Linked DNA regions of Homo sapiens: region 2 is linked to region 1. Evidence: read pairs that join two places in POLR2A ChIA-PET (ENCODE). Cell type or tissue: PC-3. All regions are shown on one strand. Each heading gives the region's core, and the rest is flanking DNA. Links, peaks and the distances in the headings are about the cores only.

Region 1 (7,760 bases), core at 2,307-6,306:
TCTTAGACCACTAGATGAAATTAGATACCTTTCCCATGTGAGGAGTGTTTCACGCAGGCTTATCTCCAGTGGCATAATGTGTGCTGTGTAGCCAGGCCTTTCCGCAGCACCAGACTCTTGGCAGCCAGCCACCCTCCACCCCCACCCGCTTCCCTGAAGGTTATTGACACTTACCTGGGACTCTGATTTGGTCCTTGATTTGTTCTGATTTTAGATGCTTAGAGCTCATAGCTGAAAGCTCTCAGTTTAGGCATCCTATTAACACTCTTAAGTGACAGGATCACTGCTAAGTACAGAGATGTGTTATGCTGGCCCCAAAATAGCAAGGTACAGTGTCTTGAGACAACTTGATAAGACTTCTATTACCCCAAAAGTATAGTTCCCAGGTTTACAGATTATTCATATAAATTTGCATATCATCTTCACAAGACATGTAAGCATGCTCTCAGCACGTATTCTTCATCAAGCCCTTTCTCTGTTTTGTATTGTTAGTCACTATGGGATATAAAGGAAATGAGACTCAACCCTTGTCCATGAGGAGGCTGTAATGTGTGTGGAAGACAAGATGGATATATGGAATGATTAGTGCATATGACAATATTGCATGTCAGAAACACATCTTTGGTGCCTTATTCTATAAGACACAGTGTCAGCCCTTAAGGAATTCAGCTAATATTCTGGCAAAAGAGTTGGACACAAAACTGTATGTCACTGTAACATGAGGGGATGGAACCTTATCAGCTATGGGAAAGGGTGCTTTGGTAAGCCAGAAGGAAGAGTCACCCTGAGCCTGTGAGAACCAGAAAGACTTCAGAGATGAAGACACACTGGAGCTGGGTGTGCAGGTTGATGTGGAGACTCATCAGAGGACAGCTGAGGAAGAGAGGCAAAAGAAATGAAAAGAACAGTGCATTGGGTGTCACTGGTACTACAGAGTCTAAATTCCAAAAGGATGCTGAGAGGAAAATAATCATTGTGAACTGGAGTAATCAGAAAAGACTTCAGTCTAGGTGCAATGGCTCACGCCTGTCATACCAACACTTTGGGAGGCCAAGGGGGGAGGATCACTTGAGGCCAGGAGTTCAAGACCAGCCTCAGCAACATAGCGAGACCCCATCTACAAAAATTGTTTTTAAATTAGCCGGGCATGGTGGCATATACCTATAGTCCCAGCTACTAGGGAAGCCAAGGCAGGAGGATGGCTTGAGCCCAGGAGTTTGAGGCTGCAGTGAACTATGATCATGCCATTGCACTCCAGCCTGGGTGGCAGAGTAAGGGCCAATCTCTATTAAAAAAAGACAAGACTTCACAAAGGAAGCAGAACCTGACCTTGTCTCAAGGATGAGCAGGCTGTGAGTTGACAGAACACCAGAGAGGGCTTTTCAGGAGGCAAGGTACAGCATCAGCAAAGGAATGGCCGTGGGAAGGGGTGTGGTGGGGTTTGTAGGCAGGGCAGCCTTACCAGACTGAGGATGTGTGCTGGTTTTGAGTTTGGAGAATATTGGTGACATTAACCAGAAATTAGGAAGTTTGAAGAGACAGTTTGGAAAGGAGTTGCTTTTTAGACACAGAGAGCTAAAAACAACGTGACTGTGGGTTGCAGGACATCCAAGTTGAGTGATCTCATAGAACCGGAAGCTGAGGGTCAGGTTGTGGATGGAGCTGTAGAGTGGGAGTCAGCAGCACAGAGGAGGGCTGGATTCCCTCAAAGGAATCTCTCCAGAGGTCTTGCATGCAGAGTACAAAGACCAGAGCCCCAAGTAATAAGCTTTGAGAACTGTCCATAGTTAGGAAAAAAGGAACAAGATGGTGGGAAATTAGGATGATTCAGCAGCAAGGGAAGAGAAAATGTCTGGAAGAGAGTTTCAGTGCTGCTGATTTAACTAGATTTAAGGATTTAACTAGAAGGCAGTCATGATGATTGCTTAGGGTATCCATTCAGTAAAACACTGGAGTGGTTTAAGGGGAAAATTGACAGAGAAAAATAGAAGCAATGGCTGGTCACCAGAGAATGGCAGCAGGGAGGGAAAGAAAGTAGTAACCAGAAGAAGCAATCGAATCAAATATTTTATTTTTGTAAAATAATTCTATTCTTTATCAGCAAACATATAAAATTGTAGTATGTGGTTCTTAAAATATATTTTGTGTATTAAAATGTGCTTCATCTGCAGACTTCTCTATATTGACATAATCCATATATTTGTAACTTCACATATTTCATTCCTTTGGTGGTATCCCATCATATTGATACCAGTATGCTTAACCTCAATCTGTTGTTGGGCAGTTGGAGTATTTTGCAAGTGTAAATATCTCTGATTTGAACATTACTGTACAAGTGACATTTTTTTCTTTTGTGGATTATTTATTCATGGTATATTCCATAAAGTGAATTACAGAGGTGCAAAGGGTACGATTTTTTAAATAAGCTTTTTATACAACGTTCTTCATGGTGATCTAACCAACTTTCAATTAGAGTAAAAGTTTGGTATTGACGAAGAATCATTTTTTATAAGAAGGAGGTCTGAGCATGTTTAATGGCAGAAGGGAAAAGGAGTTATCCAAAGAAAATAGTACACAGACAAGAGAGAAATAAAGCAAAAAGGAATGATCTTTAGGATCCCAGGGAAAGGTTCCTTTGAAGAGAAGAGGGCATGGCTCTTTCTACCCCTGACTTTTAGGGTGAAGTCCAGGATAGATTACTGGGGTTCCTCCTAAGAAAAGACCTTTCTTTCTTTAGTAAAATAGAGCCAAGGCCACTTGCTGAGGTGGGGGAGGGAGAGGGTTGGTGGGGAATTGAGTTCTTGAAGGTCTGAATTACCCACAGTGAGAAATAAGTCTGGGCATATGAGAGATGAATAAAGGTCTTATTGTGAATGCTGCATTGGACCTATGAATTCATAATGGGCTGAGTCTTTAAAGTCCTCTGGCCAGAGAAGCAGCAGTGAGTGGGGACGGGCACCAGGAATGGGTGTTGCTTGGCATGTTCAGGGCAAGGTTTCTGAGGAGTCAAAACTTAAGATGCAGTGAAGTAGCTGGCCCTAAGGCCGGAGGTAGAGGAAGGGCCACAAGTTGAAGACAGGCGCTGGTTGTCAGCCAGAATGAGGAGGCAGAGGAATTACAGGGGCCAGTGGGAACGGAAAACAGGTTTAGAATATGAGGGATGAGCAGTAAGGAGGCCACTGACAGAGGAAGATTTTCATATTAAAATTTGGCAGAGGCTTCTTTTACTTTTGTTCATCTTTGTATAATGTTTACGTTTCTAACACAGACGTGTAACCACTAACATTTCTTAAAGGAATATTTGAAATCTCAGGAGTCGAGCTGTGCCTTCCGGGTGTGGCTGGATTGCTGAGATGGATGAAGGAGAAATGAAGATGGAGCTGGATCATGGAGCCTACCTTGAAAAGGTGCTGGGCCTCTAAGGAGCCTCCACGTGTCAGCCAGTGGCTTCTGTGGTCTCAGCTTGTCACAAAAGAGTGGCACCCAGCCAGCAGCCCTCCTCCACCTACACTCCAGTAGTGTTCAAAATCCAAGGAGGCCCATCTTCCCAGGCTTGACAGTCGACTCTTAGATGTGCTGTTGCGTGAGTCTGGTGGTTTCCAACTCTCTGAGCAGATCCCTACTGAGCCATGCCTCTCTGGCCTCTGTGAGTGAAGGTTCTTCCTCCAGACAGATAGAGTCCCTTGCTAGGAATGCAGTTTTGTGAGTGGAGCTTGGGTTCTACTCATTTTGTGAGGGTTCCAGCCCTCATCTCCTCCACAAGGTGCTTTGTGCAGTGTACAAAGTGTACAACTGTTTATAACAGCCCTGTTTCTCTCTTGCCTATTATGAAACTTGGCCTAAAGTCCTTTCCTCCTCTGACCCCTCTCTTTCTCATGTCCTCCTAGATCATTCACTTTGACTCTGACCCTGTCTAACACCCTGGGTTGTGGTCTTTATTCCACCTGCTGGATTCACATTACTTTCATGCTGCACAACTGAAGCCATTTACACAGCTCACCATGCAAAGCAGCCACAGGGGCTGATAGCAGGGGACTTAACTAGGTGGGAATATGTGGAAAGTCAGGTGCAGGAGTCAACCTGTGGAAACGGAAAAGCTAGGGCTGCTTTCTTTCCAGGGCCTTACACTGACATTACCTTGCCTGGACATTTTGTAGTCCCGTTTCATGAAAGCCAGGACCTAAGCAGAAGTATGGCTCCCTGCCAGTCCCTACCAGGAAGGAACAAACAGCTTGCAGTACAGGCCTCAAGCCAGGTGGGGCAGGAGCAAAAGTGCATTGTGTTGCCTGTGGAATTAAATGGACTCTCTATAAACACAGCCTCCTGCCACTGTTCTTTTCTCTTTCCACCTAGTCAGCCTACCTGAGAATAATTAGCCCTTGGCCTATAATTAGGTAGAATGATTATTTTACTACTGTTTATCCATTTCACTAGATAACTAGCTTCATGAGGCAGGGACCATGTGAGACCTAGCAGTATCTGGGGCTCAACAAATAATTGCAGAATGAATGGATTTCTAAGGCATATTTGTTGCTGTCCATCCTTAATGCTATGAAATGGTACCTAGGAGTGAGTATATAGTGACCATAGTAACTAACGAAAAAGCCCTCACATTTGTCCCTAATGGACAAGAGTGCCAGCAAAAGCAATGTTTTGGACTTCTCAAAGTCAAAACTCAGAGACTCTCAAGATTTGGAGTAGCATTGAAAATTAGGAAGGCCCAACCCAGCTCCTGTCAGAGGGAAATGGAAAGACATGAGAGGAAGATCCCACTACCGCTACCACTATCCTGTTCAATAAAGCCTCACTTGGGCAGAGTTAAGCTTCCAGTAAGACAGAGACAGAGATAGACATTCAGAGACGGAACCCACCACATAATCTGTGCTTGCATAAATTAAAAATCAAATGTGTAGTGGAGCCTTTCCGAAGGGTGCATTTCCCACTCTCCTAGGTATGGATGACTAGATCTTCCAGGAGCCCACTGGGTTCCAAGCTTAGGCTCCAGAACTCCTTTTCTCCATGCAGCACCCCCAACCCTGCCTAGCAACTCTCCCCAAGTACTGCTCTGCTTCCCCTGTGGCTTCTCAGACATGCAAGCCTCTGATTGAACTTCTCCTGGCCTGGAAGGCTTGATTTTTCAGGACCCAGCAAGGCACTGCTCTGGCCTCGTGGCTGTCCCAGGATGTGTTAGGAGGTCATAACACAAGAGGACTCATGCCTCTGAGGCCCTCTCGAAGGGTATTGAGAACTCAGTGATAATGCAGGCCCTGTCAAGGGTACTTAAGAAGATCCCATTTGTACCTTTATCTTTAAAATTCATCATTTGAACTCAGATGGTTCTCCCAGTATCTAGCTGTTCTGTGGAAATTATGTTGCTTGCCACCTAGAGCAGATGACCTCTTTGGGAGGCATTAGGAAATAACTAGTTGTTTTAAAGCTCCCAGAGCTGTTAGCTAAAAGATCTTATATATTCCTTTCAGCTTGGTTTTCTGGAATTGACAGCCTTTTCTAATTCCAAAGAGGCTGCCTGTCAGCTTCCTTAAGAAGCTTCCCAAGATACCCATTGAAGGCCCAAGGCAAGCAAAGAGAAACAACTGAGAAGCCTTTGACTCCAGGTGTCCCTGGGTAGCAGCTGCCCCTCACCCCGTCCCTTCCCCTTGTTGGGGATGTGAGGTTTGGAAAGAACTTCCTCAGATGACTGCCAAGTCCACAGTTATTCCTCTGAAGAACACTCGAGAATTTTTGCATCACTTGTCTCACCCTCACCCTAATAATGTTTGTGTCCATGCATTAGCTTTCCCATGAATTTAAATATATTTATATATTATTCTCAAAATCATTACGACCTTGCCCATATTTTCAGAGAAACTTGTAAGAGTGTTATGTGTTTAATGCCTTTAGTGTATAGTCATAATCAAAAACCCCTTGCTGGATGACAAATATAATTCAAAATTGCTTTTAGAATTAAATATTTATGAATTAAAACATTGCAGAAATGCACAATGCAAAAAGTAGAAGTCCTCCATAACTCTGTCCCCCAAAGAGAATCACTGCCACTATTTTGTTGAATATTCCAACTTTTTTCTACACACATACTAACATATTATTTTTTTTAAACATGGAATCTAACTATTTTTCATTTGTAGAAAAATTGGAAAAGATAGTAAAGAGTAAGTGAGAAAATTAGAACTACTTTTAATTCTACCACTCAGACAGCAGTGGCACCAGGGGGTGGTTTGGGTGGGCTTTAGCACTGCCCTCTTCCTGAAAGCTGCCCCAAGGAAACATATGCTCCAAATACAAATGTGTCCTTCTTCTGCATATGCAGCTTCAAGACTTTCTTCTAGCTCCCTCTTCCCACCAGATTACCAACCCTAAGCCCCTCCATACAGAAAGCTCGTTGCCACCATTGCTTTTCACTGTGGTGAACATATTACTCCATTTTCTTCCAGTCGCACATAAATCTTTTAACTAAGGATCATATTCATTTATAGTTTTTACAGTAGTCATATCAAGTTCCAGTGTAAATTACATGCAGAACGCACTTCCCATTGCCCCAGGTAACATTAGTTTTGATTTTGTCCCCAGTAGCACTATTTCCAAGACATGTCAGGGAACTGTTTTGAACTCACCCCTAGGAGATGCTTTCACTGTGCCAGTGGAGAGCTGAAACATAGGGGCAATGACTTGTTTAAGATCAAAATGAAACTCTGCCTTAGCTAAACTTACCCACAGGTGTCTAAATGCCCAAGATCATTGGCTGAACTGCCTGAGTTTACTGCAGCATTTGGGAAGGAGTAGAAGGGACATCCCTAGGTCCTGAATTCTTCCTTTTTCTTTAGCCTCAATATCATTTGCTTAGTACCGTTTAGGTAGATGGTGCTTCGGCCCTGAGAGAGATTGTTAAGACATGTGCTGTTGAAACTCTTCTTCCCTTTTGGGGAAGGATGTTGGCCTTTCCTCAAGTCAGGCAGAATCCTACCTGGGCCATCTTCCCAGCTCCTGAGATAATTCACAATATTCTCATTCCAAATTCTGTTCTGTGCATCTCATTTCTCCATGTGCAAAGACTTAGCCAGAGAGCATTCTGGCAGCATAGATCTGAGTTGGTGAAGCTATTCCTATAGCAGTAATGTGGCAGAAGCAGGCCCTGGAGACCCTCCCCACTTGCTCAGGTGTGGCCCAGACCAGTGCTGTACCATACTGCCATGGCCACAGGGCAACCACCATAACTCAGAGCAACCCCTGGAGAATGAGAGAGCAGCCTAGGAAGTCCCAGTGAGAGGAGACCTAATCAGCCAGGTATTCATTTCTTACTGCTGCCTAACAAATTACTGTGAGAGTTCTAATCCCCCAGAACTGGTAAATATTCCTTTATAGGACAAAAGAATAGGTATTACCTTATATGGCAATAAGTGTTAATTAAGTTAAGGATCTTGAGAGAGAGGTTTATCCTGGATTATCTGGGTGGGCCCTAAATGCAATCATATGTATCTTTATAAGCAGGAGGACAGAGGGGTGTTGAGAGAGAAGAGACAGTGTGGCCACAGAAGCAGAGATTGGAGTGACCTGAAGCCACCAGAAGCTGGAAGAGAGGCAGGGAGCAGATTCCCCCAAGAGCCTTCAGAGGGAGGGCAGCCCTACCGATGCTGTGATGCTGGACTTCTGGCCTCCAGACCAGTGAGAGAATGACCTTTGTTGTTTTCAGCCACCCAGTTTGTGGTCATTTGTCACAGTAGGCACAGGAAACTAATCCAGTG
Region 2 (4,000 bases), core at 1-4,000, 290 kb after region 1:
AATGAAATGCAACCTCTCTCCTTATAAAATCAGGAGATAGGATAGAAATAGCTAGTATAAAAACAATAGTAATAATAATAAAGCATGTGCCTCGTGCTTTATTCAAATTTAATCCTCATAACAACCCGAAGAGACAGACACTATTATCTCCAGTTTACAGGTAAGACAGGTGCTGTTAGCCTAGTGTTGGGTCTGCAAAGTTTGGGGTTGCAGGTCAGAGAGGACAGGGACATGAAGCAGTCTCCTTTCTAGCTGAAAGTCTTCCACCTCCCATCCTGAGATGTCTGGCCTGGGAAGCAGAGGCAAACACAATTGGGTGGGTGGTGGTGGTTTTGGTCACATGTAGTATACATGCCTTCTGCTGGGGGAGGGGAAAGAGGAACATTACCTGACATCACCCATGAGAGGATGTGAATATCCCCCACAGCTTTGGTCTGTCTGTAGATTTGGACTTTAAAGTAGGAAGGAACAGTCACGGTGTAGATACTGAACTTGGAGTCAGAAAACTCAGGTCAGATCTCACTAGATAACCTTAAGCAGGTCAATCCGCCTTTCTGGGCTGCACTTTCTTCAATTATAAAATGAAGGCGTTGGATTCAAGTTAAATCTCTGAGGTCCCTTCCAGCTCAAAAACTGTACAATTTGAGAACCTGGTGGTTGAATGTGACAAATTGTGATCTCTCTCTCTCCCACTGCATATGTTCCAGAGCGTGGTATTTTGGGTATAAATATGCCAATGTCTGCTGTCTGTATGTGTGTGTATTCCAGCTATATGACTAAAACTTTAGTTGTTTGTGGGTAAACAAGGGATGCTTCTTCGTTTTCTCCATGAGAGACCAAATGGCTCTGAGTGGTAGTAAACAAAAAGATCACTGACTCAAGGTATGATGGGAGGGCAAATGATCCAAGAAATGGTTTTAGTCTGTAATCATTCTTTGGCAGTTATTTTTGGTTTTTTACTTTCATTCTTTTTAAAACCAAATCCAATTAAGTCTTGACATCAACCCTGTGAAATGGCACAGGTTTTTATAGAAGAGGAAAAATAGACTCAGAGATGAAATGATTTGTCTAAGATCACACAGCCTGTGAGGGCCAGAGCCAGAGCTAAGATCTAGGGCTTCTGACCCCTGGCTTGTGTGTTCTTCCTAGGACTGAGCTGCGTGTGAGAAGAGCCCAGGCATAGAACACTCAGTCAAAGAGGCTCTGGTTTCTAGGTAAAGGCAAAGAGGAGAGCCACTGGCCAAAGGAGGCCAGGCCGACTGGGCCGTGCTACTCCCACCTCTGCAGCTTCCTGGCTGAAGTGACATTCTATTCAGAGCAGAGCCTCGCAAGACTTACAGATAACGGCTATTTCAAGAGCCATGAACTGTGATTAGTTAGAATGTCAGAGGGCCATGATAAGAAGTGAAAACATTCTGCAGCCTCTGTCAAGATGCGAAAGGTGTTTACTAACTCTTCTCAGAACCGAATTTGCCTTCTTTCTCAGGGCTCACTTCTATGAAGCAGGGATGCAATCGCCTCTTGGGTTGTTGTGAGGATCCAAAGAGATAATTAGGTAGGAGTGTCTCGGAAAAGCCTCACACTTTTGCTTGTTCATTCAACCAACCAACATTTACTGAACACAGGAAGTGTGTTAGGAACTGGAGGGAATACTAAGGCAAATAAGAAACGGGGAGTTCAGGATCACGTTATTATCTCCCCTCTCACCTTTCTGTATCATGGTTTCTTCTTGTCTAGGACCATATGAGGGAAGATGGGCCCTGTAGTCTTGTCCAATTCCCTAGCTAAGTGCTTCTGTCCCAGGGAATTCTGAGCCCAACCTCCAGGTTACATTGGATCAGCAGACGGCCCTCAGCTATAGCTCATTCAAGAAATCATTCATTCACTCACGTGAGCCAGGCATGACTCTAGGTGCTGGGGATACAATGGTCAACAAACAAACAAGGTCCTTGCCCTCGTGGAGCTGTCACCTGGGGAAGGCAGCTATTTTTTTTTTTTTTTTTGAGACGGAGTCTCACTCTATTGCCTAGGCTGGAGTGTAATGGCACGATCTCGGCTCACTGCAACCTCCGCCACACCCAGCTAATTTTTTTATTTTTAGTAGAGACAGGGTTTTACTATGTTGGCCAGACTGGTCTTGAACTCCTGACCTCGTGATCGACCCGCCTCGGCCTCCCAAAGTGCTGAGATTACAGGCATGAGCCACTGCGCCTGGCCAACAGCAGCTTTTAAATCAATATGCAAATAAACATATGTTCACCAGCTGGGCGTGGTGGCTCACGCCTGTAATCCCTGCACTTTTGGAGGCTGAGGCGGGCAGATCACTTGAGCTCAGGAGTTCAAGACCAGCCTGGGCAACATGATGAAACCCTGCCTCTACCAAAAATATGAAAATTAGCTGGGCATGCTGGTGCATGCCTTTAGTCCCAGCTACTTGGGAGGCTGAGGTGGGAGGATGGCTTGAGCCCAGGAAGTTGTGGCTGCTGAGCTGTGATTGTGTCACTGCACTCCAGACTAAGACCTTGTCTCAAAAAAAAAAAAAAATATATATATATATATGGATAGATATAGATACATATACACAGTGTGTGTGTGTGTGTGTGTGTGTGTGTGTATTTGCAGGCTGTTATGAGGTGAGGAGAGAGGAGTAGAACCCAGTTTAGAAGGCCTCTCTGAGGAGGCCTGAAGCTGAGATCCCTGAAGGATGAGAGGTCAAGCCCTCCAGGCAGAGGGAACAACATGGTCAAAGACTCTTGAAATGGGAGGGAACACGATGTTTTCAAATAACTAACAGGAAAGAGGAAAGCGGTGGAGCAGAGCCCAGAGCAAGTAGGACAGTGGTTCCAGAAAAGATTGGAGAGGGAGGGGCAGGACCACGCTGGGTCTTACAGACTGAGGCAAGGAATTCGTTATAAGTGAACCTCTAATGCCTTCTGCTCTCTCTACCCAGTGCTGGGGAAGAAATGAGCTGGTTTGTTCTGCTAGTTCTGTCCTCCCATGATAGTCATGAAAGCTTGGGGGTTAAAGAAATCTGGCATGAGACAAACCACCATAAAAAAATTATCAGCTTCAGCTTCTTTTTAAGTGAGTGACCTCTAAACTCATCTGACCCAGAGACTATGGACCAGGTGGGTAATGCAAAGGTCTTCATCCCCTCTCCCTGCACTGACCACAGGCCTACAGAAATAAATTCATTAATTCAGCAGTCATCACGTCTGCTACAGATGGACTCCTTAGTTCGTTTGCTTAGATGGTTCTTGAGGTGGAATACTGATTTACAAGTGCACCTCTAATGCCTTCTGCTCTCTCTACCCAGTGCTGGGGAAGAAATGAGCTGGTTTGTTCTGCTAGTTCTGTCCTCCCATGAGTCATGAAAGCTTGGGGGTTAAAGAAATTTGGCATGAGACAAACCACCAAAAAACATTATCAGCTTCAGCTTCTTTTTTGGTGAGTGACCTTCGAAGGAGCTGGCGCAATGGGGGTTGGCGCAATGGCTTCAAGGAGGCTGGCACAATGGCTCACGCCTTCAAGGGGGCTGGCGCAATGGCTCACGCCTGTAATCCCAGCACTTTTGGAGGCTGAGGCGGGTAGATCACTGAGGTCAGGAGTTCGAAACCAGCCTGGCCAACATGGTGAAACCCCGTCTCTACTAAAAATACAAAAAAAATTAGCCAGGCGTGGTGGCAGGCACCTGTAATCCCAGCTACTTGGAAGGCTGAAGCAGGAGAATCACTTGAACCCGGAAGGCAGAGGTTCCAGTGAGCAGACATTGTGCCACTGCACTCCAGCCTGTGTGACAGAGTGAGACTCCACCTCAAAACACAACAAAACAAACAAAAAAAACCTACAAGGTGAGGAAAATGTGCACAAATAACTGTAATAAAAGGAAGAGAGTGATAAAAGCTACAAAAAGGTTAACAGATAAGCATTTTCCAAGTAACAAAGCTTTTTCTACTACATGTTACAGGAGCCATTGAGTGCTCTTGCAAAGAAAACCAGC

Evidence for each region. Peaks named below come from ENCODE experiments on the same cell type or tissue, not always from the same donor. Only the 100,000 strongest peaks of a DNase experiment are listed, where the experiment ranks them.
Region 2: POLR2A ChIA-PET joins it to region 1 with 5 read pairs; 2 of 35 experiments call an interaction of 5 or more read pairs at or near these places.

Annotation. Positions count from the first base shown.
Region 1 is chr2:26,978,300-26,986,059 of GRCh38, forward strand. All of the region lies in intron 1 of MAPRE3 (microtubule associated protein RP/EB family member 3), which reads left to right. It overlaps MAPRE3-AS1 (MAPRE3 antisense RNA 1), which reads right to left. Exons shown (of 6, transcript NR_149018.1): 6 at 6,473-6,666. Among named protein-coding and RNA genes, the nearest start is that of MAPRE3, 12 kb to the left of the region's middle. RefSeq lists an enhancer at 4,288-4,347. In PC-3, for the core only: a CTCF peak has its summit at 4,272; a DNase peak (open chromatin) is centred at 4,242; H3K27ac peaks cover 428 bases.
Region 2 is chr2:27,270,509-27,274,508 of GRCh38, forward strand. It overlaps a transcript of SLC30A3 not described here. Among named protein-coding and RNA genes, the nearest start is that of DNAJC5G, 2.9 kb to the right of the region's middle. In PC-3, for the core only: no CTCF peak of the experiment used is centred there; no DNase peak of the experiment used is centred there.